Linked DNA regions of Homo sapiens: region 2 is linked to region 1. Evidence: read pairs that join two places in POLR2A ChIA-PET (ENCODE). Cell type or tissue: PC-9. All regions are shown on one strand.

Region 1 (2,500 bases):
AAAGAGGAATTGGGGTCTTAAAAACCTGGGGTCGGCTGGATGCGGTGGCTCACACCTCTAATCCTAGCAGTTTGGGAGGCCGAGGCAGGCAGATCACGAGATCAGGAGTTCGAGACCAGCCTGGCCAATATGGTGAAACCCCGTCTCTAATAAAAATACAAAAATTAGCCGGGTGTGTTGGCACATGTCTGTAGTTCCAGCTACTCGGGAGGCTGAGGCAGGAGAATCGCTTGAATCCAGCGGGCAGAGGTCGCAGTGAGCCGAGATCACATCACTGCACTCCAGCCTGGGCAACAGAGCGAGATTCCGTCTCAAAAAAACAAAACAAAACAAAACAAAACACAAACCTGGGGTCCCCGAGCAAGTGCGGTGGCGCTTGCCTGTAATCCCAGCACTTTGGAAGGCTGAGGCAGGCGGATCACCTGAGATCAGGAGTTCGCAGACCAGCCAGACCAACATGGTGAAACCCCGTCTCTGCTAAATACAAAAAAAGAAAAAAAATAGCCGGGTGTGGTGGCGCATGCCTGTAATCTCAGCTACTTGAGAGGCTGAGGCAGGAGAACAGCTTGAACCCAGGAGGCAGAGGTTGCAGTAAGCCGAGATTGTGCCATTGCACTCCAGCCTGGGCAACAAGCGCAAAACTCCGTCTCAAAACACAAACAAAAAAACCCCTGGGGTCCTCTTATGCCCTTTCCGGGCACAGCGCTCACTGGATGTGTGCAGCCCGCCACTGGGCTACAACGTAGGGGTTTAGAGCTGAATGTGGAACCGGTGAGTCACCGAGGCAGGGCCCGACAGCAAGTGGACCAGCCGTCCCGGTTTCCCTGGAGGACCCAATATTCAAGCTGGGAATGTCCCTCAAAAAAGTGGGATGAGCCGATCACCTTAGGCCCTAGGACAAGGAGGACTTGTTCCGGCCCAGGGAAGAGAATAGCCCCTGGGTTGGGGCTGCTGGGTGGGGGGACTTCCAGGGAGGCAGGCTTGCTGCTGCCTCCTGACAGCTGCCCAAACCTGTGTGGCTGGATTCCTGGAGGCCCCTGGAAGGCTGCGAGGGAGCCCGCTGACCGGCTTGCCTCCGTCTGCAATCTCTGCTCTCCCCACCCCAACCCTGTGAAATCTGAGCCCCAGGGGCTGGGTGAGCTGGACAAACCTGCCACAAGATTCCCTGAGTCCACTGATGGCCATTTTCCAGCCTCTGTATCACCCCCCCATCTTCCAGACTCTGTGGGGCCACCAGGTCAGCCCCCCTCGTACCGGAGGAGCCCCCCTCAGTGGAGAGGCCCAGGGGGTGGTGAAGAGGAGGCCAGGCTTCTGTTTACCTTACAGACCAGCTGATTGGCGCTGGCCTGTCTCTGTGTTTGCAGGGGAGGATCTTAAGCTGTTTTGGGTCAAGGCCCCTTTGCAAATCTGAAGGAAAGTATAAATCTCTCTTCCAAAAGTATCATTTTTTTTAAGAGACAGGGTCTCACCTAGGATGGAGTGCGGTGGCATAATCATAGCTCACTGCAGACTCTAACTCCTAGGCTCAAGAGATCCTCCTACCTCAGCCTCCCGAGTAGCTGGGACTACAGACAGGAACCACCTAACTCAGCTAATTTTTGTGTATATATATATATATATATTTTTTTTTTATTTTAGAAATGGGGTCTCACTGTGTTGCCCAGGTGGGTCTCAAGCTCCTGGCCTTAAGCAATCCTCCCACCTTGGCCTCTTAAGCGCTGGGATTACAGGCGTGAGCCTCAGTGCCCGGACCCAAAAGATGCTAAAACCCTTTCGCAGAAGCGATGCTCATACCCCTAGGTTTGAACCCTGACCGCTCCTTGAGGTTAGAGCCCTTTATACACAATGTCCCACCCACTAGGTGAGGGGCACTGAGCAGGGGTGTGCCTGGCCACTGGCTCCCCGAAGGCAATGCCGTGAAGTGGTGCAGCCACCAGATGTGTGTGGTGGGCACCTCCAGCCCTGCCCGCACTGGCCAGTGGGCTCCAGCACACCCCAGCCCTCCCAGCACCAGGCAGGTGAGAGGCAGTCCCAGGTGAGGGCCCACTCTGAGGATCCTCTGTACCTCCCTGGAAAGTGTATGAATGGAGACAATGTTCCTCACATCCCTTTTCCTTTTTTTTTTTTTTTTTTTTTGAGACAGAGTCTCCCACTGTCACCCAGGCTGGAATGCAGTGGTGCGATCTCGGCTCACTGCAACCTCTGCCTCCGGTTCAAGCGATTCTTCTGCCTCAGCCTCCCAAGTAGCTGGGATTACAGGCACCCGCCACCACGCCCAGCTAATTTTTTTTTTTTTTTTTTTTGAGGAGTCTCTCTCTGTCGCCAGGCTGGAGTGGAGTGGAGTGGTACGATCTTGGCTCACTGCAACCTCTACCTCCCGGTTTCAAGTGATTCTCTTGCCTCAGCCTCCAGAGTGGCGAGTGGCTGGGACTAGAGGCTTGTGCCACCACGCCCAGCTAATTTTTGTATTTTTAGTAGAGACGGGGTTTCACCATGTTGG
Region 2 (2,500 bases), 1.4 Mb after region 1:
ACATTCTCGGATCCCCCTGCCTGTGAAGATTCCAGCAAGGCCCTTATAAGTCACGGTTGAAGTTTCAGAAGGCGGATGGAGTCCCTGTCTCTCCACCCCGGCCCTGCCTGGCTACGTCTCTGAACACCCCCCCCAGCCTCAGTCTCCCCAGCTGTGTTGTGGGTGGTCTGAACAGATGAGTCACTCATAAATGCTTGCCCTGGGCCTCCTGGTGTCTGGCTCCTGAGCCGCAGTGGGCCAAGGCCATCTCGGCACACAGCTGACTGTGCCTGGCCAGGACCCCGCCAGGCACTGCCAAAAGCCCTCTCCACACACTTCTGGGGGCAGATGGAAGGATGAGGTGCACCTGGAGCCCCCCAGGCTGCCTGGGCACCAGCCCCACCTGGGGACATACCTCAGGATAGAACAGGACAGCCATGTGGCTGGTGTGGAGTAGGCCGCATAAACCTCAGTGGGCCGCATAAGCCAAGGCCCACCTCCACCTCCACCTCCACCTCCACCCCCACCCCCACCCTGCCAGGCTGTCCAACAATGCCCACGTCCACCCTCCTATCATAGCCTGGAGCCTCCCTGGGCCTCAGCCCTGCCAGAACATCCACAGAAAAATGAAGCGTATTCTTGCACTTCTGGATCACACCCTCTCCCTGAATGCCAAGCATACCTGTGTCAACCCCCAGCCATGAAACCTCTGGTGACCAAGGGCCCACTCTGCTACCAGGGGCCAGAGGGGCACCTGAGCACCTGCTGCTCGTGACATCTGGAAGCTCCGGGGGTACAGGGCCAGGTGTCTGTTGCAAGGCCTTGCAGCCCAGATCAGGTACCCCAGAACACCCCGGAGATCAGCCCGCCTCACTGACAGGCCGGATCAGGTGCCCTCACCTGCGGCGCCTTGGGTCATCAGCCCCCCAGCCCACCTGCGTGCCGCAGCTCCTACCCAAGCGAGGTGTCCAAGGTGAGGGAGGCCAGGGCGCTGGAGAAGAACCGCGTGTCCCACAGCTTCACTTCGCGCTCACGCATCTGCAGGGAGGGCGAGAGAGGGGCTCAGAGGGGCCTGTCCCTCAGCCCCACCCGGGGGGCTCCCAGGGAAACCAGCGCCTGAGGGTGCAGCCTGACACGGGGCACCTGCCCCAGAGCAGGGCTTGGAGTGGGGGTGGGAGTCACCCCAGGGAAAGAGAATCTGGGTTTTCATGTTCTGCCCCTTTAAGAACCCTTAGGTGACAAAGGATGAGGGGCGGTTCCCTCTGTGTTCTCGGGTCCCTGTAGGGCCACTATGGCTCCTGGGGTCAGGCTGAGCTATTACAAATGGAATCTGCCAGTTTTCAGCAGCCGTCAGTCCCCTGAGGCTCTGAGACCCGGCAGCACAGCCAGGCCGTATATGGACAGGCCTGGAACTGGCCCTCAGTCCCCCGCCTCCCATTGGTTTCGTCCCCGCCCAAAGGGCTGGACATGTCCCCACCTGGCCGTGCCCTGCTCCTCCAGGAGGAACCCCCTACCTGGTTGAATCCAGTAGACACAAGGTGCTCCCAGGTGCCCATCCATGCCAGCCGGCTATCCCTGCTGTTCTCATGGGCCTGCGTGCTCTGCAGGAGGCAAGAGGTGGACCTGAGCCCCCAGGGCCCTGCTGGTGGGCGGGGCCCCCTGGAATGGGCCTGAGCTGGGGAACTTCTGCTGCCCACCTGCCTGAAAGCCTCACAGAGGGTGGGAAGGGCTGGGTCCTTCTCCACGTCCCCACTGGGACCAAGGGTGGTCTCCGAAGCACCCCGGGGATCAGCCCCGCCTCCGCCCCAGTTGAGGGCAGCTCTGCACCCAGAGGCCAACCTGGCTGCTCCTCCCGAGTGTCCCTCCTACCAAGGAGAGGGCTGCCTCACTCCCCAGCTCCAGGCCCCTTCCCTGCTGCGCCAGGGGCTAAAGGCACTGGCACTTTCTTGCCCCTAAGAGCTGTGTGATCCTGGGGATGTCACACTCTGTCAATGCCTCATTTCTCTCGCTTGTGTAAGGGGCTCACGATGCGGTGCCACCCGCTTCCCAGGGCTGTCACCATGTGGAAGGGCAGGGCTTGTGGCAAAGCACCGTGTAAACTGGGGGATTTCGAGGATCACTGTGGCTGCCCCAGGCAAGAGGCAGGGCCTGGGACCCACCTCTGGGCAACGTCCAGAGAGCGCCAAGTAGTGCCTCTCCTGGCCCTCCCGAGGTGCTGGAGCTGCCAGCAGGAAGGCTCCCGGCCCCTGGGAGGAGAGGGAAGCTCACATGGTGGGTGGGGCCCTGTCCTCCTGGGCCCTGGCAGTGGGGAGCTGAGGGGGCCAGAGGAAATGCAAACAGCTCCTCCCAGTCACCCTGGCCCCTGGAGCCTGAGACGAAGGACCCTGTTACCAAAAATAGCTCACCCCAAACCATGGCCAGCTTCCTCCGAACTTCCCACGATCTCCTTGGGAATGAATGAGGGAGGGAAGCAGCCTGCGAGGAGCTGGCCTGGGGCCCCCTCCCCAGCCCGTGGAGGCTG

Evidence for each region. ChIA-PET counts read pairs that join two places held together with the same protein. Peaks named below come from ENCODE experiments on the same cell type or tissue, not always from the same donor. Only the 100,000 strongest peaks of a DNase experiment are listed, where the experiment ranks them.
Region 2: POLR2A ChIA-PET joins it to region 1 with 5 read pairs; 1 of 35 experiments calls an interaction of 5 or more read pairs at or near these places.

Annotation. Positions count from the first base shown.
Region 1 is chr16:3,009,003-3,011,502 of GRCh38, forward strand. No RefSeq gene overlaps it. Among named protein-coding and RNA genes, the nearest start is that of CLDN9, 2.7 kb to the right of the region's middle. RefSeq lists an enhancer at 1-513. In PC-9, no CTCF peak of the experiment used is centred here; a DNase peak (open chromatin) is centred at 1,039; H3K4me3 peaks cover 1,180 bases; H3K27ac peaks cover 1,943 bases.
Region 2 is chr16:4,387,052-4,389,551 of GRCh38, forward strand. CORO7-PAM16 (CORO7-PAM16 readthrough) reads right to left here. Exons shown (of 31, transcript NM_001201479.2): 8 at 1,494-1,580; 9 at 935-1,017. CORO7 (coronin 7) reads right to left here. Exons shown (of 28, transcript NM_024535.5): 8 at 1,494-1,580; 9 at 935-1,017. Among named protein-coding and RNA genes, the nearest start is that of VASN, 16 kb to the left of the region's middle. In PC-9, no CTCF peak of the experiment used is centred here; a DNase peak (open chromatin) is centred at 1,370.